Linked DNA regions of Homo sapiens: region 1 is linked to region 2. Evidence: chromatin loops called from intact Hi-C (ENCODE). Cell type or tissue: PC-3. All regions are shown on one strand. Links, peaks and the distances in the headings refer to the core of each region. The heading gives the core; the rest is flanking DNA. Region 1 holds the start of LOC124904216 (a long non-coding RNA gene). Region 2 overlaps LRRC8B (leucine rich repeat containing 8 VRAC subunit B).

Evidence for each region. Peaks named below come from ENCODE experiments on the same cell type or tissue, not always from the same donor. Only the 100,000 strongest peaks of a DNase experiment are listed, where the experiment ranks them.
Region 1: it touches region 2 in a loop (3-fold over the local background); 11 of 110 quality-filtered maps call a loop at or near these places.

What each region holds. Positions count from the first base shown.
Region 1 is chr1:89,537,889-89,554,473 of GRCh38, forward strand. The region is part of intron 1 of LRRC8B (leucine rich repeat containing 8 VRAC subunit B); the gene reads left to right. LOC124904216 (a long non-coding RNA gene) reads right to left here and starts at 13,001. Exons shown (of 3, transcript XR_007066214.1): 1 at 12,972-13,001; 2 at 12,596-12,663; 3 at 8,243-8,646. In PC-3, for the core only: no CTCF peak of the experiment used is centred there; DNase peaks (open chromatin) are centred at 8,813 and 10,013; H3K27ac peaks cover 1,693 bases.
Region 2 is chr1:89,588,851-89,605,435 of GRCh38, forward strand. LRRC8B (leucine rich repeat containing 8 VRAC subunit B) reads left to right here. Exons shown (of 6, transcript NM_001369817.2): 6 at 3,921-9,011. The coding sequence ends at 4,193. Among named protein-coding and RNA genes, the nearest start is that of LRRC8C-DT, 36 kb to the right of the region's middle. RefSeq lists enhancers at 9,353-9,869, 11,917-12,166. In PC-3, for the core only: CTCF peaks have their summits at 10,376 (motif pointing left) and 10,575; a DNase peak (open chromatin) is centred at 10,381.

The DNA of each region.
Region 1 (16,585 bases), core at 5,225-13,224, 51 kb before region 2:
TGCTGACATCTTGTGATCTCAGAATTCCTAACTTCTGGAACTGTGAGAAATAAATGTTTGTTGTTTATTAGCCACCCTAGTTCATGGTATTTTGTTATAGGAGCCTGAATGGATTAAGACATGCATCATTTTTATTTACACAGAGTAAAACCTCCCCAAGTATGTGGCTGGTAGGGCTCCTTGTCCTGTTTACTCTGAAAGAAACTTCACTCTGAAAGAGCATGGTTAGAACATACCACTCTTTTGGACCCAGGCATGGTGGCTGGAGCCTGTAATCCCAGCTACTCAGGAGACCAGTATCACAAGATAAAGAACATTTCAGGTATTCCAAATGTCCTAGAAAATTATGAGCAAGGAGAACTCTGGCTGGTGGCAGGAGAGAAAAAAAGCAAAATAAGAAACAGAGGTCTTGAAGTGGGAAGATTTCTCTTTCCTTATAGATGAAATTTTGGCATGGCAAAGAACAGTTAGGAACTGATAGTGCCTTTGAAGGTCTGAACCAGTAGACAGGAGAGAATGTTCCTCTTTCTTTCATAGAAGCAGTGACTCCCTTAGAGTGAAGTGACTGTCATCCCCCACCCCAACCCCAGTGATTTCCTTTGGGGACATTTTATACAGAGACTTGGAAGATAAACTTGTCACTTTTAGGGAAATACTCATTGTAGTAAGTTATCTTCCCAACCACACTTCCTTAACGGATGTGTCAACTTTTAGTACTACAAAGTAACTAAATATTTTAAGTAGCAGTCATCCACACTGCAGCATGAGTATGTCATTTCCAAAACTAGATGCTGTTTAAAGGTTTAAATTAGCATCTTCGAGGTTTTTTTTTGTTTGTTTGTTTGTTTTTTAGACAGAGCCTCACTTTGTTGCCCAAGCTGGAATGCAGTGACATGATCTCAGCTCACTGCAACCTCCACCTACCGGGTTCAAGCGATTCCCCTACCTCAGCCTCCCAAGTAGCTGGGACTACAGGCACCCACCACCACACCCGGCTAATTTACGTATTTTTTAATAGAGATGGGGTTTCGCCATGTTGGCCAGGCTGGTCTCAAACTCCTGACCTCAGGTGATCCACCCATCTTGGCCTCCCAAAGTGCTGGGATTACAGGTGTGAGCCACCGCACCCAGCCCCTTCAAGGTTTTTAATACATCTGGCTTTAAAATCTCAGAAGCCTAGCAAGACTACCTCCTAGAAACATTGATATTTATTGACATTTTAGGGTATTTTCTATTGTTGCTCTCTTAAAGGCAAAGAAAACCTATTTTTCTAGTTAGAATTACCCCTTAATGCATTGACAACTCTGAAAGAAGAAATTCTAGCCTTTTCTTTCCTAATCAGTGAAAGGCCCTTTCCCCCATATTGCCCTCTCCGCCCCCCATATTTGGGTATTTCTAGCCTACTTTTTCATCTGTATGCCCTGTTACTATGGTGACAGGCACCATAGAAATAGAGAACAAAGCAGATGTAATAAGCATCTCCTACATGGTTTACAATGCTAAAAAGAGATCTAGGATTTTCAGGCGTTGCTTTTTCTTCACTGATGATAGAACTGGACCAGCCCAACATTGTGGGGGTATAGGGACTGGGGTTATGGGCTGATTTGGACCCTACAATTCCCATCGTCTTTTACTTTATCAGTCCTTATTCTACCCAGGAGTCATGAAGGTGAAGAAAGACTAATGGGAGTCTGCATGGAAAGTGTAATATAGAAATTAGGGCCACAGAAACAACACATTGCAAAGGACAGATACTTCTGCTGAAGCATATTCCATTGGAGGGAATCAAGCCAGCTGTAATGTTCACCAGTCATTGATCCTTTTGCTTGATTTTGCATTGTTCAACTTAACCTTTCAATAGAAAGATTTATCAGCTAGGTTTCTCCCACTTCAAGGTACTTAGCCTATGTTAGATTTTTTTTAAATTAAATAAAAATAAATCTGGATTACTAATAACTTGCAATATTTGCTCCTGGCCATTGGGGCCATTGAACTTTTAAAAATAAGTAGTTGAACAGCTAATGCATGCTTATTTTGTGCTTGTTTTAGAATTATAATTAAATATTCAGCAGATATTGTGAAAGTTAGCTTTCCATAAGATCCAGGAGAAATTTTCCATAAATTGTTTTTAACCTTCTACATGCATGTCTATTATTTTATTTATTACATCTTCACGTATCATTTCTGGATATCTTTAATCAATTACCTAAGATTAAATAAAGTGTTCCAGCTACTCAATTCCATCACCTGGACAATTATTTTTAAGTTTATTATTTTTTAAGTTTTATGTTGCTTATATTTTTATGTTTAGGGACCTGTATAGTTTTAAAATAATACTATGTTTAGAATATAAGTTGTGATACATGAATCAAATATTTGGAGCTATAGAAGCTGAATGATCCATGTGTCCATTACATTGTAGTATGAGGGCCTGAAACTCCTTCTACCTCTAAATTCTTGTTTCTTTGCCTATGTGGCTCTTTTCTTTTTACTTGACGAGCAAAAGAAGTATACTTTGCCAATTTTGTTATCTGTTGTAATGGCCCTAACAGTGATGTGAAAATATGTCTGAATCAACCCCACGCTTTGAGTTTTAAAAAACCCACACAGTGTAACCTTCCCCAGTCATGTCAGCTTTTCCCCTTTGTGACACGAATGAAAGAACAAGAGCATTGGAGTGGGAGTTGGAACAGCCAGTGCTGACCGTGGCACAGCCTCTGCCAGGGGTGAGCTTGGAGATACATTTATATCTCTATACAAAGCATACAGCTTCCTCAGGAAGAGCCCAGGAGCCCCAAGGAAGGTTTTGAGAGATTATATCAGATTAGTTTTGGGAAGTAACACTGGCAACTGTGTGGAGGGTGTGCTGAAGATGAGAGAGATCATATTGCGAGACCAAGTAGGGCAGTGGGATGAAGTAGAGGAGACTAGTAGAAAAGTTAGTTTAGAAAAAAGTCATAGGATTAAATATTCTATTTCCTTTTATCAGAAGATCCTATGGTAATTACTTAAGTCAAACTGTGATTACTGACATTTTACTAGTTTTACTATAGCTTCTAACTTTTTCAGAGAAGGAGTGGATTAAGTTTTGAACCAGATGATTTGGGGTCAAATTGTCAAATTTCAGGTTACCAGTGAGTGTGCTTTATATTAGCACAACTTTTTAAATTATAGCTTCTAAACATTTATGTCTTCTGACTGGAAATGGGAAAAGATTTGGGGGAAGTACTATTTGTTCTATGGAAGAATAATGACACTTTGCACAGGAGAGGTTTGCTGAAACCAGGTAATCCCTCCAGGCAGCTTAGCTCATTGTCTTCCAGAAAGCTAAAAAATTATGGGCTCATTGGGTAAGGTTTCTTGGCCTAGAGAGAATAGAGGTTGTATTTGTGAGGAGCTTATTCTTTCATGGATTGCTGTTCTCTAAAACCTCCTGGGCAGAGAGAGTTCCCATCACTTTTGATGTTGTCATCACTGTGAACATAGAAAGTAGACCAGGTAGAGTTATTTCTATTTTTATCAATTAAAAAGCTGGCTTTCTGGCCGGGCGCGGTGGCTCACGCCTGTAATCCCAGCACTTTGGGAGGCCGAGGCGGGCGGATCACGAGGTCAGGAGATCGAGACCATCCCGGCTAAAACGGTGAAACCCCGTCTCTACTAAAAATACAAAACATTAGCCGGGCGTAGTGGCGGGCGCCTGTAGTCCCAGCTACTTGGGAGGCTGAGGCAGGAGAATGGCGTGAACCCGGGAGGCGGAGCTTGCAGTGAGCCGAGATCCCGCCACTGCACTCCAGCCTGGGCGACAGAGGGAGACTCCGTCTCAAAAAAAAAAAAAAAAAAAAAAAAAAAAAAAAAAAAAAAGCTGGCTGTCTGAGAGACTCCATAACTTGGCTAAAGTTAAGGCAGATGGTAGGCAGGATAAGAGTTCAGTCTCCTCCATCTTTTTGCTGACTTCTACTCTACCACATGCCTGAAGTAGCCACCTTCACACATTCTTCAGAACAGAAAGCATTGACTATACCAAGAATGAAATTTTCCTGATAATTTTAGTAACTGTTCTCTTGATATAATGTACAAATTATATTATTTAAATGACTAATTCACAGATTAAAATTTTTTAATGTAATATATGGCTTTTACCTTTAAAAGTTGTAAAATCCTGGGAGCATTTGAAACTTGAACACAAACCCAAGGCTACTCTCGTGTACCAAAAATATGGAACTAGACAGAGACCTCCTGGCCTTGAACATGTCTTGCTTTCATGACATCTTGGTTATTATTTATTTCTGCACCTACCTTTAGCTAAGGGACTAGAGAAGAGTGTCATCTGCTAGGGCAAGCTTTTGAGCTCTCTGGCTCAGTTCTCACAGTGGCTCAGTCTCCTATGAGTTTCAGAGTCTTCAAGGTGGTTCCTCTACCTGCCCCACAGCATCTGAAGCACTTACTGTGATTATAATAAAATAACTGAGGATTTGTTTAATCTTTGTCTCTGTCACCAGACTATAAATTCCATGAGGTAGAGATAGCACCTGTTTGAGGACATCATGGGTTTTGTTTATTTTGTTGCTTCTCCAGGGCCATTTACCACATAACAGCCACTAAATATTTACTGAATGACTGAGTGAATGAATGAATGAATGAATGAATCCATGTTTAGCCTGTTGTTCATTCCATGGAGCTAAGCTACTTTTTATTTTTCTCAGAGATCTCTTTGAAGAATATTCATATTGATGCTCGTTTTACTATTATGAATTTACTATTTGTGCATGTTTAGATAAGTCACATAACTGTCTCAGTTGCCAATCTGTAGTGGAGAAAATCTCATGGGGTTGTTGAGAGTTTTAAATAATTTATATAAGCACTTATAAAAATACTTAACATAAAGTTATCTCATCATGAGTATTGGCATCCATTATGGTTATAATATACAAGCATATTCAACTACTTCAACCTCACATCAGCTACTTGTTAGGGCCTATGTGTCCTCACACTAGACTTGTTTTGTCTTATGTACTGGGGGGACCTATTAAGGCAAGCTCCACCTGATTTATCTTTTGTAAGTTGTCAGTTCAGTTAACTAGACTTAAATTTACTTTTTCCTGGTAATTTTTAAAGTAGGGTCAAATTACTTAATGATGAAAAATTAGACTTGCATAGTTGTTGATCTAATAAAAGCACTATTGACAAAATAGAAAAAATTATAGCTGTCTCAGGACCAGATCACAAAAGCCCCTAAATTTTCGTTATAGCCTGAAACTTGTTCAATCTTCACATTTTCTGAAATTCAGCCTTATTCAGTAAATAGACAAGTAAAAGAAAACTATGGCCCTTCACATTTTTAATGTATATTTTGAGACATGTAGACTATAACCTTGAAAAGTCTTTTATGCTAATTGGTCATCATGGGTAACAATACTCAAAGTATTCAAAGTAACATAAGTCTAAGGTATAAATTCATATTTCATTTGTTAGGAGTCTAAAACTTCTTTGATTCTTTTTCTGTTGTGCATGAAGGTAACAAACGCCAGTGAGTGGTAGTTTTCTTATTATAAAACAATCTATTATACAAGAAAAAATTTATTCTAATATTATCTAAGTTTTGAAAAACTGATTTTTTTTTTTTTTAAGTTGGAGTCTTGCTCTGTCACCTGGGCTGGAGTGCAGTGGCACAATCTCAGCTCACTGCAACCTCTGCCTCCCGGGTTCAAGTGATTCTCCTGCCTCAGCCTCCTGAGTAGCTGGGAGTACAGGCACATGCCAGCAGCCCTGGCTAATTTTTTTTTTTTTAGTAGAGATGAGATTTTGCCACATTGGTCAGGCTGGTCTCAAACTCCTGACCTCAGATGATCCACCCACCTTGGCCTCCCAAAGTGCTGGGATTACAGACATGAGCCACCATCCCTGGCCATTTTTTTTTGAGTTGGGGTCTTGCTCTGTTGCCCAGGCTGGAGTCCAGTGGCACTGTCATGGCTCACTCCAGCCCCGATCTCCCAGGCTCAGGCTATCCTCCTGCCTCAGCTTCCTGAGTAGCTGGGACCACAGTTGCATGCCACCAAGCCTGGCTAATTTTTATTATTATTAATTATTTGTAGAGATGAAGTCTTGCTATGTTGCCCAGGCTGGTTTTGAACTCTTGGACTCAAGTGATTCTCCCTCCTTGGCCTCCCAAAGTGCTGAGATTACCATCATAAGCCACTGCGCCCAGATGATTTTTAAAATCTCTATAAATGTCTGTTTATGCAGAACAAGGTGTAAGAATACATAGTTATTTGGTGTGTGCAGTAGGGTTTCATGAGAAGGGAAGGGAAATGAAGGAAGCTATTGTTCAGTAGTTTACACTTTTGATTCTTATTGTTTTCCTCTCTAGTAACATCCCAGAGATGTTACACATGGTAAAGTCGTAGTAAAAAAAAATTATTTCTAAACAAAATGTTTCTTTCCCTAATGAGATTCTGGTTTGGGTGCTTTATTGTCAGTGTGCTGGGAATTTTGGAATGTTCTCTGTGTATTTCTATGATTTTGACCTAATAATCTCATTTGGATTTACCAGGCTCAGCAGCTGTTGTTTTTATCGACTATTGCTAAGTCATATTAATGTCCAAAGTTGAAAAATCCTTTTCCTATGTTGGCCTAGATTATTCAGAGTTTTACAAAATTTAAGCCTTTTCTCCAATGCCTGTAATTTTTATTTGCTTGTAAGAAACCTTATAATAATAATAATATCCCAGTGGGTACTTTAGATGGGCTAAGCCTATTTGCAGATCTCTCGCAGGATGGTAGTGAAGTTTGCAGGATGGTTTGTAGAACAGTGCTTTCTTGATAAATCCATCTATCCTCTTTTCTACTGGAGGAAGAAAAAACCTCAATTATATTGACTTTAAGTACTGTTTGATGTAACATGATAGATCTTTGCAGTTTGATATGAATGATTTTCCTTTGGAAAAGCAGAATGCAAAACTGAGAAGTCAAAGACATTGAGAATGTCCTAGGAGAGCATAAACTCAAAATTATAACCATTTTATTGGATACAATTGGAAAGTTTTATTTGAAGAGGAAATCAGATGTTGAATTTTGCCTTTTAATTCAATTTTTAACGTAATAGGAAGTTTTCTTACATAGTTGAAAACATATATTGCTTTCTTTGTAATTTCTAATTTGTTTAATTATAAGGCAGTGGTTTTGAGGTCTAAAAAAGATACTAGGTATGCTGTTACATTCCTCCCAGGGTGAGTTTTCTTGATTCTTAATCCCATCTGATCTCTGCACTATCACATTCCCTTTTTTCCTGTTGGGAGTTTAAATTTATTCTCCTTATACATTTAGGATTCAAACCAATAGCTCTTCTTGTTGTCTAGTGATATGGTCAATGATTTCTGCATTTACAGGTAAAGATGAGCATCAACAGTGTACTTTATCAGTTATAAAATCATCTTTACATAATAATCACATTTGATTCCGACAATTTAGAGAGGGAGAGAGGAAGAATGACTGAAATTAATTCCTATTCCTCAGAGAAGTTACACAATATACCCAAAATAGCATGTAAACAGAAGGGCAGGACAAGAACCAGGCCTTTTAGCTCTGTGTCCAGTCTTCTTTCCACCCTGTCATACTGTGTCTGCATGCCCTGTCCAAGGCATTTACCAAGACATTTCCCACATACAGAATTTGGTTAATATGCTGAATAAAATTGTTGTGTCAAATTTTAATAAACTCTATAAAACCAATTGGATATCCTTTGGTTCTTTCCCTGTTAAACGTGAATTCTTGCACTATATGTATGGTGAGAGAGGTTTCCTGCTTTCAAGGCCAATGACAGTGAGTGTTCAACTTAAGAGTTAAGAACAAGAAGACAACAATAAGACAGATGTCCCAAGAAGGCATATGACTCACAAGTTCAGTGGAAACATCGTAGGAGGTGAGGCTTGCAGGATGTGATAAGATATGGAAAGTTGAAGAAGGGGGTGGACGGGAAATGTTTGAGCAGAGGTGTATAGGAAAGAATGTATGCAGTACTGAAATCATTGCGGATGAAACGATACATCCAGGATTTGCTTCAAGACACCTGGCATGGGTGTGATATGAATTGATCATTGTTGGAGCTGGGTAAATGGTATATGGGGGACCCTTATAATATTATTCATACTTCTATATACATTAGAAAATTTCCATAGTAAGAATTTTTTTTAATAAAAATGGTATATTATGTGTTTTTTGAACAATAGGTTAGGCTAGCCTATCAGAATAGAGAGCATGTTCAAAGGCATAGTAGGAAGGGTTGGAAAAGCGGCCTGGTACCAAATTTGATGGTGGGGGAGGATTTGTGAATGTATGCTGTGGAGCCTTGGTGAGTGCTAGTAGGCACTGGTTCATTGGTTGGACTTGAGTTCTGCTTGACTGTGAGCCCAAAGTGGAGTTGCAGTCCAGTGTTGGCATCTTATCAAGAATGGCAGTAACTCCACTTTACCATCTGCTTCAGGAGTGTCAGATCTAATGTGCCATATTCAGTTCTGGAAGGCACATTTAAAGAGGACTTTTTGCGAACCAAGTTTCAATGGTGGGATATATCAAGCACGGAAGAGTAACTCACATCTTCTTAGCCATCTTCTTTCTGTCAGAACACTCCATCAGCTCATGGTTGTCTACCTGGAATAGATGTATTTTCCCTTCTTCCAAGTCTCTCTACTACTCCCTTTCAAACTCTTTGTCTTTTGAGAGCCAAAGAATAGGCAATAAAAAGCAAATTAAACACATTGCTGTGATTCCTTAGTGATATGAAGGTACATAATCACAAAGGCATCTGACTCAACCTCCTGGCAACAGACTAACAGCTGACTGAGCTATACCCAGAAAGGAGCCCTCAGTGTAGCTTTCTGAAGCAAAGTTCCTCCTCCTTCTTGCTGAAGCTATTTCTCTATAGCTAAGTAAAAAAGACAAGAGATGTATCAGAAATTTGGTTAATTGATAATATTAAGGAATTGTTAATTATTTGTATATGATTCAGTAATGATTCTAGAGCTGACACACATAAGCTTGTGAAAACTGATTGTTGTGTTATAGGAATTTTCAAGCTAGTTAAACATAGTCATTAAAAACTAAATTGTACAAACTTAAAGTACTAAAAGTAAAATAAATACTCAAAACTCTCACTTCCTAATTATTTTGCTATAATTTGTTGTTATCTATGCTCTTAAGGTTATTTATGTCTAAGGTATCTGCAGAGTAGAAGTGCTGTATAATGATGTGTGACACATCTCTTCTCAACTCCACATTCAGTGACATCATGTTGGTACTTTGAAATTGGCCATGGTGGGAATCATGGAAAATGGCAAAGAACCAGGGTCCTTTTTTTTTTTTTCTCAGAAACCTGGTTGTTAAATATTTACCAGCATGCCACTGGATATTATTATGATATTATGGTTATATCTTAAAGACTCTTTCTGTTTTAGAGATCCATACTGAAATAAGACAGAATATATCTAGAATCTGTTTCAAAATAATCCAATGAGGGTGAGTATTGTGGTGTTGAATCAGAGTGGTGGGCAGATGGGTTTCATTGCACCACTCTCTCAACCTTTGTGTATGTTTAAAATTTTCCATAATAAAATGTTAAAACAGCAATTATGGAATGTTACAATGAAAATAAATTGCCTGTACCTAGTAGACATAGATAGCAATCCAGTCTGGCACCTGTCTTTCCTTCAAACTTTGATGCCAACATTCCTTTGATAAAATCATATTCTCAAATTTTGGAGCACTTATTTTGTAAATGGTTCACATAGGTCATTGATTTTAAAGATCTGTTTCTCATTAAATAAAATCAAGAAACCACCATGTGCAGTTTATCATGCCCATCAGGGCAAAGGAATCCACTAGAGCCTTCCCAAGGACAGCAAAAAGCTTTCTTCATAGTGGGCGGGGAGGGGAGGGGGTGCGGGGCATTCATTTGTTGGATTGCAATCCTGTTTGCAAAACCAGTTGTACAAATAGGGAAAAATGAATCAAGTAATTGCTCAGAAGGCTACTTGCAGCTACATGACAGCTGTGTACCCTTTAGATTTATTTTCAGTCTAGCTGATTTGAGTCATTGCCCAAAAAAGGAGTGCTGTCAAGTGAATTGTCTTTTATGCAGATGATGACAGCCTTTCTAAATATTGCCTGGCTGATATAAGTGATTTGTTTGGAATTATTGGCCTATGAATTAAATTAGTCCTAATCCAAATGATTTTAAAAGTTCTCGCTTAGATTATATATTGATTACATTTCACAAAGAGCACAAAATAACTATATTTTTTTCTAGCATATATTTAGACATCAAATGGAAAAGCTATAGCATGAATTACTCAGAATACATCTTTTTTTTAAGTTTGAAGTTTTAATTTCATTCTTAATATCAATTTGGAGTATGGTAATAGTTTCTCCTTGGATTTGATTATGCAATAATGCATACAAACTAAATCCAGTTGACATGGAAAAATATTTATGTTGTGTAATGAATGCAAGTGGTCACTATGATTATCCCATCAAACAGAGTAGTGAGGAAATTATTAGGTTTTATAATGAGGACAGAGAAGGACAATCAGAACCTTGAGGGGGAAAGTAGTCTATTCTGTCTTATAATATTAAGTTAATGTGAGTTTCTGGTCTGTGTAGAAATACAGGCTTATTCTCTTAAGGTAACGACAAAAAAATTCAAAGCCTCAAGCAATGAAAACAGCAGATGCAAACTCAGGTTTGTTTTGACCCCTCAGTTTTGTTTCACCCTGGGCTGAAACAGATACTGCAAATAGGAATTGAGATCAGGGAAGCCAGAAGTCAGAAGAGTGTGTGTAGGAGAAAGATCATTATAACTTCTCCTCATAAGACAGAGCTGGACAGAAAAATCACCTGGAGAAACTGGGAGCCTTTGTTGACACTTTGCTGCAGTTTTTCCCATGTTAATTCCTTTGTACCAATACCCTTCAGGGCTCTGCAGGGTCCCACCACAACATACATTCTGAGAGTTTGTTTGAGGCGTATAAATACAATAGAAGTCATAGTTCCAAATTAAGTTGGAGCATGAAGATTGGGGTGTGATTGCTAAGAAAAAAGGACATATTAAGTTCCTGAAGTGAGATAATCACAGACTTGTGATTATTCACTCAAAAACTATTTACTGAGCCCCTACTATCTGGGCTAGGTGATGGGATACCACAGTGAGCCCTACAAATAGAAGCCCTGTGCTACCAGAGCTTACTGCTTACTGTGCAGAGAAAAGTGATAAACAACATAAGTATATAGTACATTAAACGGAGACAGATAATGTAGGAAAAACAAAACCAGAGCAGTTCTTCAAAATTAAATTCCCAAAGGATAACATTTTCCAACTCTATCAAAGCTAGCAAAGAGAGGAGATTGGTATTTATAAAAATACAACACATACCACATCAGAAATTCCTTCATGTTTCTATTAACCCTGTTGATATGCTAAATATATTCACTATCTCTACAACCATTAGAGAACAAAGTAAAGATGAAGTAGCTTGGAAAGGGAGCAGCTCTTTAACACTGAAGTGAAATGAAAAATATGCCCTTATGTTTTGTTAGTGAGTTGACAGTTCATGATCAGGAAGACAATGAGCACCTGCAATAGGGAGGCTGCAAGTTATTTTTAAAAAGAATGTCTTTGATTGCTTCCAATTCTATTTATCTCCAGTTGGACAATCAAGTAGAAGTCATTTGAAGAGATGTTTTGTAGTTATGTGGATGCGGATTTGCATATGTGGGTGTTTTCGAACATATAAACTTTTAATGAATTCAGTCATCTTCATAAAAAACTAAATTGTCCCAACTTTAAATGGAAATATTCTGGAAGGAAGGTATTAAATGAGTTCTTTTATATGGGAGATGGACTGAGGCTGCATTGAGTTATTTATTTTAAATAACTTTTAAAATTTTACCAAGTGCAGGTCTTTAAGTCCAACATTGGCCCAAGTCTTCAGCAAAAACAGCTTAACAAACTCATTTATATTTTTTCCTCTCCCTAGGGCTCCAGTTTGTGTTTTCAGCTGCCTACTAGACCTCACTACCTGGATGGCCCACAGGTACTGCAAACTCAGTGTTTTAAATAACACACTCATTAGCCCCCTTCATCATTGACCCTGTGGCCAAAGCTAGGATAAGTCACTTGTCCTTGAGTCCTGACTCTCCTTAACATCTAATCTGCTACCAAGTCCTTCTAAGGGATACCTAAGGAGCCCTAGAGTCTATGCCCATAAGCTAGTTAGCAGAGAACCTGCTCGAAAGCACTTAAAAGTAATAGTAGTACTTTTGCTTCTATCCCCTCTTCTCTTCACACTCAGGCACATCTTAGTTCAAGCCACCTTTCCTGTTTATCATCTGGACAATTGATCTATCCTGATCTCCTCCCTATGTGTATTTCTCCTTTTTAACGAGTTGTTCATGCTGCTACCAAAGTGGCAAATTCTAACTTTTTAAATTTAAGATTTGACGCTGACTGGATTAAGTCACTCCCTTTCACAAATACCTTTTTGGGTTCAATAGAATGGTACCTGTGTCTCATTAGGTCTGGACCTAAATGGCCTTTTCATCTCACCTTCTTCAGCTTTCCCGCTAGGTTCACTTGCGAGAACAGTACTCAGTCAAACCTTAGCTATGCCAAACCTTTAATAAAGCATAAAAGATTAATTATGTTAATTATTAGCCTTGCTTTGATATGAAAGGGCAAAATTCACCAGTTAGCTCCTTGGTCTTCCACTGAATATTGGAATATTAACTAGCACTTTATAACAGAGCCTTTCACCAGCCCAACTTTACTGCTCTTCCCTTTTCCCAGCTCTCTAGTCAGCCAGAACCCACAGTTCTGCCTAAATTCCTTCATTCCTGGTCAGTCTCACTGATACTACCATGGTCTTCACTCTCACTGCTTCAGCATTGAATGACTGCAGTAGGTTCCTGCCTGGTTTCCTTACCTTCATTTCCCCCGGCCCCCGATCCTGCCCCATTGTATCTCTCATGCCTTACCAGGTTAGTTTTCCTAAAATATTGCTTGCATTCTATTTTAGAATCTATAATTGTTCTCTTTTGTAAGTCAATTCAAGCCATACTCTCATATTCTGGAATCTCCAACCGTAAATGTCCTCACTGCCTCATTTATTTGTGAAGTCGTCCCCCTCTGGCCGTGAAGATCCTCTGCAGCCTCACTGCTCTTCCTCAGGCAACACCCCTCTGCTCTTTCCCTCCCCACTACCCCGCTGGAGATTTTTTTCCTGCTCCAGCCCCTGCATATCCCTAACGGCTCAGAGATACCTTATCTATGTTGCCTTCTCCATTCCCTGAGCTATACCTGTTCATCTTACAAGAGGAAGCTTTGGATGGTTGGAAGAGCACCATGTTTGGTGTCAGTTATAGGATCAAGCTCTTGCTCACCAGCCATGTGTCATCAGCAGCTAATTTTTTTTCTCTCTGAGCTTGTATCCTTATCCTAAAGTCAAGTGTATGATTTAAATGACTATGAAAAAAATGCTCCATAAACTTTTGAGCATTATATAGATGTTCAGAGTTGTTCCACTCCACTATTTAATCCTTCATTTTTTTCCTGTTCACTTTTTGTACAAATTTCTCATTTTCCTAACTTTATAAGTGTTTTAAGGATAGATAGAAAATGAAATATACTTTCTTATCTTATTCAGCCCATACCACAGCAAATGCTCAATGAATTCTCCCTGTCAAGAGAATTCAATGAATATAAATATAAAGGATCAGGCTCTGTGGTGAAAGTGCAGTATTTGATAAAGTGAGTGAGGGAGTAACAAGAAAAGAGGGTCCCCAAAGAAAACGGGACTGACTAGCGGTCTGGCCTGCCTCAATACTTTTGGTGCGTCCACAGACAAGCTCTGAATGAGACCCACTAGCCAGGCTCTTCAACCTCTTAACACCATGGCAATAGAATTGACTCAGTTTCTTAAGTGTGACACTGTTCTTAAAACATAGTAGGCTCTCAAGTGTTTCTAGAATTCACTAGCCACATGATTTGATTATTATATATATTTATATACATGCATGTACCGTGCTAATAGATTTGTCTGTCACTGCTTATTTATTCATAGTTTTTTTTCCTTTTACATTTCATTCTTATACAGAGCAGCAGTATGTCTGCTTTGTCTGCAGAGTAGCACTAATATTCAGATTTGCATTGTGTTTGTGCAGTGTCTAATAGGGGCTACCTGATCACTTGCTGAAGTCATAGGTAGTTCAGGAACTACCTTCTTATTTAGATTGCTAGGACATTTTCATAAGAATATTGTACTGTATATAATACTAAGCTTACTCAAATCCTGCTTAAAATTAAAAATAAGTATAAAGAATAATAATTAGTAAATGAGAATATATTCTGTTTTTGCATGGTGTCTTCTAGCCCCTTCTCCCACACCCAATCTCCTTGGAATAAGAGATATGGTAATGGAGCCCAGAAATTCATGATCCTACTTAGTATCCATCTTAGCAGAAAAATGTAAACCATAGTGAGTTTTGTTTGCTAACACTATCCTTAGACAATAAGAATAATCGTTAGGTACTTATAATAACTCTCACTATGTTTAGGTTACTGAGTCAGTTAAAAGCAGACTAATCAGTAAAATACATTTTCTGGTTTTAGAGAGCTTATAATTTACAATAGATTAAAGGGAATGACAGTAACCACAGAAAAATAATTAAGAGAAATGTGATTTACTTGTTACCTAAGAAGCAAAAGATACATTTTTCTCCAAAGTAAGTCATTAAAGATTGCAATCGTTTATACCAGAGTTGATTTACTAGCATGAAAATGATTGCTTAACCCTGCTCCCTGTGTTCACCAGGCGGGTTGGTGAAAGCTTGTGTTTCAGATGAGCCAGCCTGGCTACAGGAAAAGATATTTGCATAGAAGACTGGGGACACTGCCACACAAGAAAATGAAGAATTATGCTTTTGAAATTCCTTTTATTACTTCCTTGATTAAATTGTTGTTTCCAAGGGAATTGGATTTTCAGATGAAATTTTAATAATGCTTCAGATAATTCCAATTGTGTTCTTTCATTTTACTCTGCTTTCACAATATGATCATATTTGGTTTCACTTCCTGGTTAGTGCACACAAGCCTGTTGCTGGGAAATATTTGAATAAAATGTTTATGAGAGAAGACTATTGTTTCAAAGTAGAGGAAGGCATTTTTGTTTGATTTAGACTTAGTTCATGTAGTAATTTTTATAGAAATAAAATTTCTGACATGTAAATTGGTTAAAAACACTCTTTAAAAATAATTTAAAAGACTTATTTCGCACTGAAATTAAGTTACCTTGTGGTGAAATCATCTCTTCTACAGAAGTGTTTGATTAGGTACCAGTTGTGCAACAAATGAAATGTTTGTCCATAATTAGAGTAATTGTAACTTGATTTTAAACAGAGGTTTGATTGCATGGTGAGTGTCATAATGCCAAATGATTTTTCCATTGATTCAGGGCCCAGTGTATTCTTAAGTTGATGTTTGATCTCAGCATGTTTAACCTGGCCCAGAATATATCTGGCACCCTTTTGTGTGTGTGTTGTAAATGACTGTTCTTCTGTGTTACAGCTTCATACAAAATCTTTGCCTATTCTAAAAGTGGTATTTTTACCATTAAGTATTTAATTCCACCAGAGTACTCAGGTATTACCTAGTCTAAAAAAGTACAAATCAAATTTATTTCTCTTTGGAAAAAGTCAGTTAAGAATTTCAGGAAACGTCTGCTTCCTTAAAATCTAATTACTTTGTCCATTTGCATCAGTTTACTGGCTAAATCTGAAAGTTTAATTTTTTAAAGCGTAACTATTTTTCTACTCAGAATTTTAATTTTGAAGTCCATTTATGTTTTATTTCTCAAGGTACCTAGATATATACCCTAATATAAAATTAGGCTTCCTGCTGTCAATCTTGAACTCTCTCCAATGAATTCTTTCTGATGCTTTCAAATTAATTTTCTTGATATATAATAGTATGTCCCTAAATGTATTTTTCTGTCATTCCCTTGCTCAGATACCACCAGTGACTTCCTACTGCTTATATCAAGCCTAAATTCCTCTCTCCTTGTAAAAAGATTTGAATATTCTAAAAGTGACATATTTACCCCCTAAAGCAATAATTTCTCAGGTGCCTGTTATGTTCTGGGCCTGAGTTAAATCTTGAAAATTTTTTAGTGTGGAATTTGAGACTTAATTAGCATTTGATCCTAATCACCTTTCTACTCTTAGCCCCATCATTTCTGTCTCATAAATTCCACTCCATCTATGCATCTGCTCACTAATTCATTAAATTGACCTTGGCTTTCTTTTGCCTTCTTTATTTGTTGTTCCATTCCTCCACATAAAATATTATGTGCCCTGTTATTAACCAACCCCTTTTACCCCTTATTCCTTCACCCCCTAACTATATAAATCTTACGCATCTTTCTTGGTCCAACTCATAAACCCTGTACAGTGACTATTGTTCTTCTAGCATGTATTACTTTAAGATGTAACTGTATAATTCATTTGTTTGATCTTTCTTGTACTTATGCCTTCTTTCACCAAT
Region 2 (16,585 bases), core at 5,428-13,427:
ACCCACTGCCTGTTTTTATACAGCCTAGGCTAGGAAAGGATTTTACATTTTTAGATGGTTGGGGGAAGAAGATCAAAAGAATGTTTTGTGACCCGTAAAAATTATATGAAACTCAAATTTCAATTTCTACAAATAGATTCCATCATTTTTATTAGTGGGCCTGTATTACAACAAAATTATATTCAATTGTTATATTTTGAATTTCATTACTTAAAAATATATGGAATATTTTTTCTATTATATAAGGACCTACATAATATTTTCACTTTTGCCTCTTGGCCCAGAAAGCCTAAAATACTTATTCTTCTGGTCCTTTGGAGAAAAACTTTACCAGCCCCTACTCTAGTCCACTGCCCTTATTTTACTGAGGCTCAGAGCAATTCACCTGAGGTCTGAAGTTTCCTGGCAAGGGGGCTAGGATGGAACCCAAACATTCTGATTTCTACTCTACTATTCTTCTACTGTGTCTCCTATGCATCAATCCAAGTGATTCCACATGGGGTACAGTGGTATATGTGGGTGGACATGGAAGGTGGGAGAAATGGAGGCAAGATCCATCCCTATCACAGTGCCAAAGAGTAATTGGATTATGGTGGCATTGATTGTAATGGAGAGAAGCACAAGGCATGGGAAAGGATTGAGCTAGGTTTGCTGAAATCTTAGACCAGTCCAATTTACACCTAGGTCTTCTTACTTCCACATTTGTGCTTTTTTTTTTTTTTCTTATATTAGTTTGAAGACTTCTAGCCAGAAGGTGAATAATGTAGAAATTCCTTCTGAAGATCATCTATGTGACACTGGGTTTTGTTATTTTTGGCATCACTACTTAGAAACAGAAATATTCAGCTGTGTTTCTTGAAATGATTGGACTTTAGGGTTTGGTAAGCATTTCCTGAGATGGCATGTGTCAGTGGCCAGAAAAAAAAAAAAAAAAGGAAATCTGGTATTGAGAAGGATTCTAAAGTAAGATCTCAGCCTCTGGGAAAAAGCCAGGGGTATTTAATTAACAATGTCAGCCATAGATGTAAAAGAAAACCATCCTGTTCTCGGGGACTTCAATTCATTTTGCTGAAGACATTTGGTTGTCAGAGAATTCTAGGATGTAGAGAGATAATATAGCCATTAGTTTTTGTTGTTGTCATCTATTTTGTAGTTTATCATATAGCTTATGTATGTGTGTATTATATGTTGTAGTTTATTCCATAAAACTATTTTATTGTTGAAGTATGTCATCCCCATAGTAGTCTGTAAGCTTTCCCATTGGTTTTTTTAGAAGAAATCAGTGATCCACTAAGGTAATTTTTGGCTCTCTGGCTCATGTGTCATACAGTCTAAGAAAGGGCATGCTAAATAAATTAGTTTTAAATAATTGTTTTCTAACATTTTTTATAGAATTTGTTGACCCAGGCAAAATTGGAGTTCTTGTAAGCTTCAAGGCAAACTATTTTTAAAGCTGTAAGTAGATTTTTCAGGATAAAATTGCTGAATTGAAGGAAAGTCTTGAGTCTTTAACAAAACTCCCCAGGCTCCTTTAGAAAAATTGAATGAGAGTAGGTGAGGTAAGATCCTGTGCCTTAGCTGGGCAGAGAGCTGGAGAGAAAGCCCCAGAGATGGACTCTCGCACATAGCCAGCGCAGCCCTTGACTCACTTTCACAGCAGCAATGCTAAGGGGCTGGCCCTGAGGCCCACTCCCACTACCTTGGGAAATCCCTCTCTTCTAGTGGAGCCTAAGAAGTTCACTAAAATCACAGATGTAGAGATTTGGAAGGAGACTGGTGGGAATGTGGTAGTGCTGATAGCCAGACAAGAGAGTGAGGGCAGTGGCTTCAGGGTAATCACCCAGTAGGAAATCAGTCCAGTTAAACGAGGTACTTGCTGGGAATCTGAAGCTGACTGAAGAAGGGAAATACGGAATGCCTAATGCAGCTCAGGTTAGGGCACTTTTCTTCATACCACTCATTACAGACAATTGTGTAATCGTTTCATGTTTCTCTCTTCCGTGAGACTTGTGCTTCTCAACTGGGAATGATTTTGCCTCCCAAGAGACATTTGTCTGGAAACATTTTTGGTTGTCACAACTGGGAAGGGGAGTGGCACTGGTAACTGGTGGGTAGAGGCTGAGGATGCTGCTAAACATCCTACACTGCACAGGACAGCCCCACAGCAAGAATTTTTCCACCCACAATGTCAACAGTGCTGAGGCTGAGATGTCCATGGTGACCTGCATTAGGCTAAAGTTTTCAAAGGCAGTCTTTCTAACTCAGTACTTGATCCCAGCAGCTAGCTGGGAGCCTGGCACATTAGAAGGCACTCAGCACGTGCTCACTGAATATAAATGAGCCAAGCCTAATTTCTTTTTTAGCCAGTTTGCCTGAGTCATTTCATAGGCACCAACAAGCACTCTTAATAATGCACACTGCAAAGGACTGATTTTTTCCTTCACTTGGACATCACTGATCCTACTTCTGAGCTGCAGGTATCTCTGTGCAGAAGGGGTTGCCTTAGAAAGAGGTTGCATTTCTTCTCATCTCTCTGCCTCATCTCCCAATGTAAGTCTGCATATGTAGGGTTTGCATCTGCTCTTGGGAAGGAAATGAAAGTAAAGGGTAGATATTTTTCCCTTTGTTTATATCTAATATTTTGGTGTACAATGATGATCTATATGGAATGTTGTTCTTAGCAGTGACAATCATTAGATTTATTTTTAAGGATATACAGCACTGAACGTGTGTTAGAGGGAGGGGTGATGTAGGAGAATGGAGTTTACAACATCATTAACATTTTTAATGGAATTTGGTCATTTTTTAGTTTATATAAAAGCTATTTATCCTTTTGAGGAGAGACAGTTCTGGATGGCCCTAGAAACTTGTCTCCCAGCCGGTCTGCATTAGCCCGTCAGAGGATATAGGCCAAGTCCCTGAGTGCCCTTTTTATCCCTGTTTCTAACAAAGCCAGTTTTGGAACCAAGGAACCTACATTATTTCATAGTTTTTGTAGGTGGCCCCTGTCCCCAGCCAATATGTAGAGTATTATGGGGGGTAGGGAGCGGTGGTATGTGCAGTCTATCTATGCTGAGGCCAGACTTATCCCTCAGTGAAGTGATGAGTTGAAGGGATTGTGTATGTGCTCAACTTCTTCTCTGGAGGTCTTTCCTCAATAAACCCTATTTCTTCTATGTACTGTGGCGCCCTTAGAAATTGACATGCAACCTATCTACCATATAGGGCAGCAGTCAACGGGAGCAGCTTTAGGAGTTGACCTAATTTGCATAATATTTATTATATTTAAAAGTATCTGTGTTATAAATTATTTAGTTGAAACCATGCCAGAGGGAAGGAACAAGAGTAAATATTCAGGTGTATGTGTATGTAGAGGGGAATGAAATGTGCATGTATATATAATCATATTTTTTTGCTCTGCTTCTGTAGGCTTTTTTAAAAAAGAGAATAAGGTTTTCAGTCTGCTGTCAGATTCTTAGGATGTTTTTAAGGGTATTATTCATTACATTACACAGTAAACTTTTTATGAAGACTCTTGAGGGTAATTTATTTCTGATCAAGGACTCAAGAGTAATTATGATTTTTCTTACTGGTTTGTTTTTATCTTAACGACAATGTGTGTATAACTACATTTTATTTAAGAATTGCTTGTTAGAGTGTTTAAAACCAAATTCGTTGCCCACCCATATACAGCAAGGATGTAGGTGTCCAGGGTAGCCACAGTCCTCACTCCTCATTGTACTCCTGTCTTCATTTTCCCTCTATCTTTTCATCTACTTCAAATTTATCATCATTGTAGTCTGCATCACTTATAAACCTCCAGAAATGTTTTGTTTTTTTTTTTTTGGAAAAAAGGTAAATGTCTTATCATAAGCCACCAAAAACCTATTTTACCAGCTTCTTTTTTCTTCCCTTTCCAGATTGAGATGCTACCAGATGGGCTGTTTCAGTGCAAAAAGCTGCAGTGTTTACTTTTGGGGAAAAATAGCTTGATGAATTTGTCCCCTCATGTGGGTGAGCTGTCAAACCTTACTCATCTGGAGCTCATTGGTAATTACCTGGAAACACTTCCTCCTGAACTAGAAGGATGTCAGTCCCTAAAACGGAACTGTCTGATTGTTGAGGAGAACTTGCTCAATACTCTTCCTCTCCCTGTAACAGAACGTTTACAGACGTGCTTAGACAAATGTTGACTTAAAGAAAAGAGACCCGTGTTTCAAAATCATTTTTAAAAGTATGCTCGGCCGGGCGTGGTGGCTCATGCCTATAATCCCAGCACTTTGGGAGGCCAAGATGGGCGGATTGCTTGAGGTCAGGAGTTCGAGACCAGTCTGGCCAACCTGGTGAAACCCCATCTCTGCTAAAACTACAAAAAAATTAGCCAGGCGTGGTGGCGTGCGCCTGTAATCCCAGCTACTTGGGAGGCTGACGCAGGGGAATTGCTTGAACCAGGGAGGTGGAGGTTGCAGTGAGCCGAGATTGTGCCACTGTACACCAGCCTGGGTGACAGAGCAAGACTCTTATCTCAAAAAAAAAAAAAAAATGCTCCAGGGCTTTAAATGAGAAGTAAAATTTTCTAAGTTAATAAAGATGAAGAATGGGTGACTATTATGATGAACCATAACTAAATGTCTTATTAAAGCAACTGAGTGTCTAGCCCTAAATTAACCAGGTAAAAACTGTTAACACTAACCTGAAGTTTTGTGAATAACTGTTCTTTAACTTATTGAGATGTTGCAAGAAATGCACATCCAGGGTGGACTGGGAGCTATGAAATGACTAAATTCCTCCTTGCAGTGTTTACCTTCAAGATTGTATAGGTATTCTCTCCTCTTCTTCCCCCAGTCCCCATTACTTATTTGCACACTTGTTTTAACTGACTTCCTGTTTTGATATTTATCACCAAGACCATAAACTCATCAATATGAATTTTCTTGATGTATACTCACGACTGTCTTTGATTTATGTTCCTAAATTTTTTTAGATAGGGTATGTTGTGCTTGGCAGAATTCTTTTTTGGCTTAATTTTTACTTCCTTTCCCAGCTTGCTTGAGTCTTCCTTAACCTGGTTTTCTCTTAACACCAATGATGAACCCTGAGAAAATGCCTGCATTTGGCCTTTGCCTAGAACAGGAGCTGAGTATTTAAGATGTATTATCCTCGGGGCATCCTGAAAATTAATGTATTCCCTAAAATTTCTTCTTGTCTATCATCAAGGCCTTTTTTTATTTGTTAAGAATTTTTATATTAAATGTAAAACATATAAATATTTTCTATTGTATAATCTTGGATTCAACATCTGTGAGGATCATTTTTGTAAGATACATAGAATTTGTGCATTTCTTTATGAACTTACTGTTAGTGTTCTTGGTTTCGGCTGTTTATGACTCATGTTTATGTACATTCTGCTCCAAAATGTTTTTGTACTCTGCAACTAATTACTTTTGGATAACAAAAGCCTTGTGTTTAATGCCCTAAAGTATTTGGGGGTTTCCTTGTGAGAGGGTGGCCGAATCATCTACCTCTCTCTTCCATAGTTGCTGTGCAATCGTACGGGTAAAATTCTTAATTACTTACAAAAACTGTGATAGAGGGGAGAGGTACAGATTTGGTTTTTAAATTGATTTTAAAATACTTTATAGAAATTTAGTAAGAGTTAAAGCAAAAGACTTTTTTTCCCTCCATCTATGTAATCTCTAGCTATGATTATAATGTAAAACAGCCTCTATTCAGTGTCTAAAATGAGTTCTCAAAACCCACAAAGAAATAGATCCATTTAACTGAAATTCATCTCATGCCTTTATCTAACTCTTCTGGAAAATACATTTTGCTCCTTTTTATAAAGAGCTTTGTGCTTGGCCTTTTATTATGCATATTTTTAATGAATAAAATCAACTGACTCATTTTTGGGAAATGTACATCTTTAATATGTTTTTCCCTAAGGGTCTAGGCATTATGATGCCACCTCTTCATTTTGGATATAACTATGAAGAAATCTATTAACTGCACCTACACAAAACTGGAAAACACTATAGGTAAACAGTACTGTGTATATGGAATTGTGGTGCGTGGTATGTGTTTTCTCTTGCTTTGTTCCAGAAAGATGAAAGTGAGTCTTTAAAGCATAGCAAATAGAGCTTCCCCTCACCTGCCACACACTCCTGCACTAAAGTTCAAAGAAAAGAATTATTCAAATCAAATGAAATTTGAATAATATTAGCTATCAGGAATATAGGACACCAAACACACTGCCTCACACATTATTGTTTATTCTGAACGGAAAGGAACAGTGTAAAAATAAACTACTTACCAAAACTTGCCTTTAGTCAGAACATTCAGCTCTCAGGGAAGCAGGTATAACTGATGAAACTTCTAGGACTTCAGAAAACAGATTCTAATTATATCCATGTTTTTCGTTGTTATTTTCATTTTTTAAAGTGTGAGTTGATGTTTATTTTAGTGTTTCACAATAGAATTATCATGTATACTGATTCCAGTGTGGCATGTGATTAAGTTTTGGACATGAATATGCCAAAAGTGCTTAAATGTTTTTGGCCACATAACTAGCTAGAATTTCAAAACAAAATTCAGATTTGCTACCATTCACCTGACGAACTTCTCCATGGCTCGTCACTGGTTTGGTTCAACTGCAGAAGTCATTGGCTAAATTTTCCTTATCACCTACGTAAATTTCTAGAAGAATTTACTAGCAGGATTAATAATGAATATTATAAACTGCTTTCCACACACTAGGGTATAATTATTGGTGCAATCTATGTTGTTCTTGATGCCATGGTTTTACATCTTTTAATTTAAACCTTATACACCAGTGTTTAGGTCGCTTTTGAGACAAGGTAGCCCTGATGCAAGGAAAAATGAGGCTACTACTTCACATAAAAAATAGGGTGTTAATACCACCTTTACTGTACTGTTGGAGCAGATCTTTATTTTACAAGTGTTCATATTCACATAAGAGAATTTTAAATGAAGAAAATTAAGTTTGTTAAATTATAATTATGAGACTTTCGTTGGCATTTGATTTCAAGAATACATATGCATTTTCCAAAAAATAAATGTGGAGGTTATTCAGAACAAAATTCATAGCTTACGGTAGTAATGGCATGGATTAATTTTATTTGCATGCACACACAGACACACATACTTCATATATGCAAATTATAGCATTAGTTTTTGATATATCTAGTGGTTTTTTTTTCAAAATTGCAGGAGGTTGTAGATTAAATTAAGTATGATAGCACGTTTTTTAATTCATTAATCATGAAGTGCTCTGTTCCCTAAGTTATGACATTTAGAAGAAATCACATGCTCAACCTTAATCTGAGAACCTAAGTGTTTTTGAGCATTCCAGTAAAGGAGTAGTGTTCTTTTCCTAACTTACATCAGGGTACATCTGTGTGGCACACAGATACTATCTTTTCATTCTTCACTCCCAGTCTTAATTTCTTTCCCCTGTATGTCACTGTATTTTATGTCACTTCACATTGTGTTAAACAGGGTAAATAGAGATCCTCAGTATCTCAGTGCTGTGGCATAGCTCCAATAGGTGTGCTGTGGTGCACTGCAGTGATGTATTTGCATAACATTGTTTGATAGTGAAAAATTTTTTTTCGGTTCAAGTGTTTTGTGATTAAAATTTTATGTTTAATTAAAATATTGCATAATATTGATGGGTTCAAAAACCATTAAAATAATCAAACAATTATTCTGTGCCCTTAACATTATTTTCTTGTGTTTTCAATAAAATTTTCTTTTCATCTTTCCATCTTCACATTCTCTTAGCATCATCCTATGCACATAAGGTATGTTGTTTTCCTTCTCCACTCACCTACCGCACTAAATTTGATCAGCAATTGTACAGTAACAGAATATATTTGTGCCAGAAGATTTGCAATGATATTTGAGCATGTATTTATTTAGGAGGAAGCCAGTGCCTGTAATTATGTCTCATTGAGTAGTTTTACTTTGCCCATCCTGCAGTATTTAGAGCTGATCTGTACCCAAAGCAGGACAATGTAACTGTAGATCTGCTTTGTTTTCAGTAACTGTACATTGCATCAGAATCTGTTTATTTCTATCTGGAAACAGACAGAATGGTGGGGGAGGGAAGGAGTTATTTTGCATCCTAGTTTGTATTATGAAGTCATCATATATATATTTGAAATAGTATAAGCTAATTACTGTTGCAGAATGCCCTCGATATAATTATTTCTTTTCAGCTGGATGTGAAAAGCTGAAGCAGTGAAAACCTGCAGTCTTATTTCACTGGTTTCCTTCTGTTTCTTGTCCATCACTTCTGTATCCACAGGGAGCTATCTACTACATACCTTTGGTAACAGGCTACATTCTCTTCAGATTTTTTATATGAATAATTTCATCAGCACTAAAGCATTAACATAGAATAATGAGCCAAAGTACTGAGTCGAGATGGCTTTCAGTTGAGTTTAATTTCATATTTAACTTTTGCATTTAACTTGTATAATACACTACTGCTGAGAAAAACAATTATGAATGCCTTCTGCATGTTGTACATTATCTCTAACAGAGATGGTGCAATTTTAAGAATACAAAGGGGTATAGAGTTAGAATGGATGTGTTCGTGCATATATATGTTGTATTTAAATATTAATGTTTACAAGAAGATTTTTTTTAAATTCTTCAAATACTTCACTTAGTGAAATAATGGGCCAATCTGGAATAGAGACATTTTATTTGGTTAGTGCAAGAGTGAAAGCTAGCATTTGTTAACCTTCACATATTTATCTGTGTACAATTGTTTTTGCTTCTGGTAATGAATTATTAGAAAATGGAAGATTTTGTTCAATGTTTTTGGCCCTCAGGTTTACTGTGTAAATCTGCATTTTTGGTGGTAAATCCCTTTGCCACAGATTCAGTAGCTTTTGGTAAACTTCACTGTTTTTAAAGTACCTTTTGTGTAAAATAAAGATCCAATTTTTATAACAAATGGCAAATAAAAACAGTAAATGCTGGAAGAAGTTGACTGTACTAATTTTAACCAAGTTCCAAAAGTGATTCCCTCTCTCTTCTCATGCTTCCTTGTACTGTCGTACTGTTATTCACCAAATAATAGATTTCAGATTTACATGTGAATCTTACAACAATGGTATGAGTTTTCAAAATATGCTACCATGGCCACAAAATAACAAGCACCTGAAAAGAGCTGCGTGGATCCTAGAATACATGGGTTGCGGGGGGTAGTAGATCTCTCATGAGTGGGCCCGTCTTTCCTTGGAATTCATCAGGGACAGATGTTCATAGAACGCCTCATCTCTCTCCTTTCTTCTTGGTGCCTGTTTCTCCATTTCCTGTTTAACACTGAATTGTGAACCAGGTAAGCAAAAGCTAAAGAACTGCAAGACAGGCAATTCTGAGATGGTTTAGTCAAAGGTGAAAAAATTGAATTACTGGATAAAATAAGTACATGATAGTTTGAACTTTTCGATAGAAAACAGCCTCTCTCGGTCTCTTACATGCACACACACACACAGTTTCAGGACCACATTAGAAGGCTGATAGCCAGAATTTTGCTGGAATATATATAGACTGAATCAGATTATGAAGGAAAGTAACTTAGTTGTTCCCTGGCCATATTCTCTGAAAATGCAGTAAGTCATTCAAGAAAGGCTTCCCCCATCTCTAAGTGGTTCAGGAATGGGAAGTCTATTGAAATGAAGTGAGTGCCTGCCTCCAGGCATTAGCAGCCTTTCAGGGACTGCTAGGTGCTTTGAGATGCTGAAGTTATATGCTAACAGTCTGCCCAGCAGTGACATGGCCCCCTAAACACAGCAATAACTGTGGCTTCATGTACTTCAGCATTCACTTCCACATTTCAAAATGGCTTTTTGAAAAAGTGGTAAAGGGCTCAACTGGAAGGGAGAGACTCCGGTGCTGTTGAGGGCAAGGTTCCATTCTCTGGAGCGGCAACTTTTGTTATGGTTTGTTTCCTTCTCTGTTCCCACCTGGTGTTTTGTCACCCTCATTCCTGAGGTCTAGGGAAAAGCAGTTTATCCAAAATGCACAAAGCCAGACCTCAAACTCAAGTCCCATATTTACATAAGATCCTACATCGACATGCTAAAGAAGGATCAGAAAAGGCCACTTTAATATGCGTAGTCTTTTTAAAATGCAAATCTCTTTCTTTATCCCATGTTATCTCATCTTCCCCTAGACTCGAGTTATGTCTTTCTGCCTCCTAAATAGCAGAGATTCTATAGAGCTGCCTGTTAGCTCTTGAGATTTTCAAATTATTTCCTTATGATAAATACCTTCCATTTTGGAGCCCTTTGTATTCCTATAGGGCTCAATCCACATCATTTTTTTTACTCTCTACCTCCCTCTGCTGCTGAGAGGAGAAAATGTCAAATAGAAGCATGCCACCAACACCCATCTGTAGGTTAATATAACTCCAGATTCTTTCTTTTGGAAAAAAAGATTCATGCCTATCTTACTTACCTGCAAAGCCATCACAGATTCTCTCTGCTTTCCTTTAACACCAAACCTTCTGGTCAGCCCTATTTCCTCACTGAGTATTCACTTTTCAACCCACTTCTGTCCAGCTCTCCACATGTCCCAGTTTCTGCCCCTCCTGGTAATTTCTCTTACACAGATTACCAATCGCTTATTTGCCAAGAGCAGTGACTTCTCAGTCCTAGCCTCTGTAGGTAGAGTAGAAATGCTTTTTTAGGTTTATCAACATTTGTAAATCTTGGCCAACCTTCTTCCTCATGGAGCGTGGGCCTCACAATTGCAGGTGTAAAAGATTTACAAAGTTATGAATCAGCACTGACCCTGCAATTACTGTTTTGGAGCCTAGCCTCTCCTTCCTGATATGGTCCTTAAACCACAGCATCCAGTTTCTTGCTCCTATACTCAGTTTCTCCTTGCCTTCCCTTGCCTTTATCAAATGCAGCCCCCACGGTAAGATCTTGAGGATTCATTGGCCCTCACTTAATATCAGTAACTGTACCTCAAATGAGATGCACATAGCCCCATGCAGTTCCTGGCACCAAGATCAGACCATACCGTGTGGGCACCCTGGGCAGGTAAGTGTGTGGTACCCCTTTAAAAGAACATGCTTAGAATGTTTATTCAACATGTTTTTGGTAGAAATGGGAAAACTGGCGTTCTGTTGGAAAAAACAATCATGAACATTTTAACTATCTTTGTATTCCTTTTTCCAAAACTAAAACTCTATCTAGCAAGAATGAGAAAGAGTTTAAAGATAATTTAGCAGAAAGACAAGTGGGCCTAGGGGCTGTAGGGAATATGAGGTTTTACAGCTCACGGCATTTCTGTCGAATATCCCCAATCGACAATCAGTCTCCCGGGCCTTGTGAGCAGGCCTGTCAGCTGCTAAGTCTCCCTTCTTGTTCCCTTTCAAAGCATCCTACTCTCTTTGTCCCGCACCCTTATCCCTCCCAGATCTCACTCCCTCCAACCACTTTTGTGGGCTCTTGCTCTCTTTCGCTTGCTCTAGGATTGTGCTGCTCGGCATTGCCCCAACCACCATACTCCAAGCTTACGTATCCTCACCTATTACTAACTCCCATCTTCAAGAATATGAAATACCTATTATTCCAAGGATGATGCTTTAGCTTGTTCTCACCAAAATACATGTCTCCCAGTTATCAAGATTCTCTGTTTCTAGAAGGTAGTTTCTTGCCACAGTTTCAAATTTAAAATAAGAGACTTATTCCTTATGTTGAATGGGAAAAGGGCCAAGTTTCATTTGTTAGGCTGCTAACATAAGGAATTACATGTGGAAACCTGAGTTAACTGGCACCAAATTTCCAATTACTCCAATGACATGTAGTTACTCCTTGTAAATTAATACCCCAGGCACCTGTTTAAGTGCACTTACCCTTAGTTCAGCACAGCCTAGCATGTGAGTACCTTGGATATGGCCATGACTATTTTCTTCTCAACAGGAATGAACGAGTTACCATTGTGGTGTGAAAAACTGTTTCTCCCTTGAAATGCTTCTCAGTCATTAAGGAGTAGGTGGGAAGGTTTCCCTTCTGGAGTTTCTGAAACTGCACCACTAGTGGGGGACTAAACACCACCTGTGTGAAGGGAGTTTCCTTCTAGTCTTTCCCTGAGCTTGGGTTGGATTCACACCCTTGTCTGTAGTAATGCATAGAGAAACTTCTCAGATCCTCAAGGGGAGAAAAGAACAGTTCTCTTTTTCAAGTGGATCAAACCACACTTTTCATAATAGATTGAGCCTTTCTCTGGCAGTTGTTCTGTGAAAAGGGAAAGCCTAAAGAAGTAGCCACGTGAAGAATTGATGCAACACGCATTAAGTGGCCTGAGGAAAATCTGCTTGGCTTGTGATATCAGAGCAGCACAATGCATGTCGGGAACCTCACTGGTGGCTTCAAATTGAGAAAAGAGAATAATCTAACTATTTAGTTCCTGATCCTTGAGTTTGGAGAGCATCACTGTAGGAAGAAGTATTGAGGTGGTATATGACAATAACTTTATTTTGCACCTCCTGTGTGCCAGGCAGTCTGCTAGGTTTTCCATGTGTACTCTCTCAATCCAGCCAACAACCCTATTTGGTATGTTGTTCTGATTTTACAGGTGAGAAAGAAGACTTTCAAATTATTACCATCCCAAGGTCTCATGACTGCTGAGAACAGGAACCATATTCAACCTACAGGTCTGCATAGCCTGTTTCTACAGAGATTAGCTGAACATTAAACATCAACTTTATCCTCTCATAACCACCTTGGAGTTTTGAAAACTCTGGTTTTCAGAGCTCAGTGGTCTCGTCCAGTCTGCTTTGATCCTAGTGCTTCCTCCTGCTCTATAGCTATCCTAGTTTCTATCTCCTCAGCCATAGTCACTTCCTGTATGTTTTATTTTCCTCCTCATCCTCTAATGTAATTCTGGATTCAGAGATCTTCCCAATGAGAAGAAACCATGGAGAATTTGCTGAGAAGGAAGGGTTAAGTGGCTTGTTGGAGATCACAGCCCCAGTGATTTAGGAAGATGGTACCATGATCTGTGCATGCCCCCGTTGAGTGCTCTTTTCACCCTACTGTGCTGGCTCTGAAGAGCACAGATAATCCGCATTTCACCAAAGACTAGTGGAAGAGCCAGATCAGCACCCATGTCTCCCACCTAACTCTAGAATCTGTGTATTCTCTAATAAGCTGCATTCATTTTAGTTGTAATCTGCATCTTAATGATAATCCCTTCCCATGCACAGTGCATCACTGTACCAGAGAACTTTAGGCCATTTTTCCCATTTCACATATAAGCAAACTGGGCTCTGAAAGAGACACCTTCAGTGGTTACCATTATTGGGAACTACTAAAGCACCTGCCATGAGCTTTATAAATATCATTAATCCTTAAAGCATATCAAGTAGGCATTACCTCTATTTTACAGGTTCAGGTAGCTTAACTAACATACTAGATTATATAGCTAGCATAGCACATGGAAGAGTCAGGTTTTAAACTGGGGACTCCATAGCACCATAGACTCTACTTTTTGTATACTATGCACTGCCATGGTCATATGGCTAGTAAGTGGTAGGGTTGTGAGCACACTCTAGGATTTTAACATCTAATTCAGTATTCTGTTCTTTATAATGTGCAGGCTCTGAATATTCTGAATGTTGAAAAAGATTGATACACATGTAGACATGTGCATGCCTACACACAGAGTTTTAAACATTTTAGTATAATTTCTTCCAAATAACCCATTTATTTATAAACTTTGATTATTTTGAAAGTGCATAGTTTATATTTTAATGTTTTAACCTAAATCTACATTTGCTGTCATTAGAAGAATGGAGTGTCATGCTGGATTTCTGACCCTGTGGGTGATGTTGGATAATGACCCCAACCTCTTAAAAAGAGTTGTTAACATTTAGTGTTTTTTGTTTCAGTTTGCAAATGAGGCTCACGTCAGTTTGGGTTTTATTAGAGAATGGAAGTTCCAGTTTAACTCCCTGAGAGTGCTGATTTATTATAGGAAAATGCTGGCAAACATTTTAGACTTACAAAATGACTTCTAATCACAGTTCAGGCTAAATTTGTTCTTCTGCTGATTTAGAATGTTGGAGAGTGAGAAGAGTGAGGAGGAGGGACAAGTTAGGCTGTCCTTATTGAATTCATGCCACGTTCCAGATAAGAAGCTGCCTTCCTTGCCCTGGAAGATGCTGTGACCCTGGCTTTGCCTTCTGGCTGAATGCACTACGAAGCAGGAAGAAAGCTTCAACCCCAGCTCTAACAATCCACTGCCATTTAACACTGGTTCACTTGGCATTTCCCCTGAGGTTCTTCAAAACGCTAGCCCTTTGAAATGTTTGTCATGTCAGGTCCACGTGAGTCACCTGCTCAGGTGTCCCCAAGGCCCGTTACACAGTGGGACTGTGGCTCTAAGGGGTCCCAGGCCCTCTCCACTGAGCTCTTCTATGAAAGGAAGATGACTTACCAAACGACCTTACTGGGACTTTGCACTATTTTTAAATTTTCTTCTAGAAGATGAAAGAAATTAGCTCTTCTCCCTTTTTCTTTCTCTCTGGTAGTGAGTATAATAATTTCTCCTGATGAACAGAGTGTCCATGGAGAATTTTTTCATGCTGGAAATAAGGCAGATGGCTTGGGTGTTGTCTCAGATCATCAGTAAAGGCCCCAGCTAAGTTAATGACTAGAAGGGCCTGGAAGAAATTAACATGCTTCTCAGGGTAAGCTGTGGCTTGGGGAAGTTGGTGAGGATGCTGGAGGATGTCTGACAGAGGGAGAGAAAATAGGGTTCTTTTGACTTCTGGGCTTCAGCACTAGCCCTCGTGATCCTGCCATTTCCAGTGTGATCTGCAGTGTGATCTGCATGCACAGGGTAGCAGCCTAACTGAGCCTTGTGAGTGGGTGGGCTTGGATGCTCGCTAGCTGGCCTTCCAACTCCAATATTCTGATCTACATAAAATGCTGAGTGAGTGGGAAGTGTTGATCATGTTTAATACTGAGTAATTTTCTTAAGAACTTGAGTATGTCATACATTTCTTTTTTCAGCTTTGGAAATGATTCACTTTTATGACACATGAATAAGACTTTTATTCACTAAAGAACCTCAAGCATAATAGCAAGTGAAGGAGGATGGAATTATCTTAAAGGGCTGTTCTGCAGTGCCTCCCCGTCAGGAGAGCCAAGTAGACAGTGAAGAGAAGCTATTTAGGGCAGTACAGTTAGAAACATTCCCAGCAGGGCCTTCACAATGCTCAGGTTACAATTCCCAGTTAAGAGAAATGTCCTGAGGTTGCACAGGTATAAAGGTGACCTGTGAGGTACTTGGCTGTCTTGGGCTTTAACACCAAAATTTGAAAGCTGAGGCTGACCCTTTATCACTGGCTTTCCTCCCAGAGTCTGACCTAGGGCAAATAGATGCCTGACAGTTTTAAGTTCTCCAGTTTCTGTTCAGCTGAGACCTGAGTGTCAGGTCAGCTAACAGGCTCCCCGTTGGAGAAACATGACTCTAGGTTTCAGTGCACTGAGAGATGTTAACTTCTGCCTGGTCTTAGGGTACAGCCCCACCTGGGTGCCAGCTCCAAGGGCAGACTATGCGCTCACCAGGTTCATCTGATAATGCAGTGGGCAGACATAGCTATGTGCTGTTCACTTGCTCTGTGCCCTCATGCCCAGTCTAAGACTGTCCAAGGCCCGGCCTAGTCTCTGCTTTATCTGGAAGAAGACAAGAGCATTTTCCTGGACTGACAGCCCAGAAGGTACTCATCTCCAACCTGGATCAGAGCCCTATTTTCACCAGTAACTCTTGAGTCATCTTGTACCTCTGAGCCTCAGCTTCCTCGTCTGTAAAATGTAAGCTTTATTTTATAAATATTGAGTGTCTGCTACTTACCCAGATGCTGCCTAAGGTATTGTGAATACAGTGGGGGACAGCAGGGACAAATAAGACCCACTCCTCATAGAAACAAACCTCATAAGATCTTAAGAGGATTCCACGAGATAATATGTGTAAAATGTTAGCATCTTGTCTGACCCTAGTGGTTGCTTTCTACGTTAGCTTTAATGAGTTTTCCTCCAAAGATGATAGAAAATATTTCAAAGTATGTCCTTTCCTGCCTTGGTCTGTGCACATGCATTTCTGCCAAAAAGGCTCTTCCTTAATTCCTATGCCTAGCTAACTCCTGTTCATCCAGTTCTCAGTATAAATGGTCACTTCTTCAAGGTGGCATTTTTCTGACCAGTCCATCCTTAGATCCCCCTGTTGTTTGTTCCCAGGGCAACTGGTACTATACTTTGAGGTATCCATCCTCTTGATAACTATGACTTATTTAGTGTCTGTTTCCCTGACTAGACTGTAAAGCTAGTGTAAACAGCATCCATGTTCACCAGAAATCTTGATGCTGAGCTTTGAGATTCTGCATAAACATCTGACCATCTTGCTGATATTTGAAGGGAATGTTCCCTTTCACATGAGAAAATTACATTGGACCAGAAAAGAAGAATCTGGCCCACCAGGAGCACATGGGTCCTTTCTTCCCTCTTTTCTCTCTCCTACCATGAAGAGGAGGGAC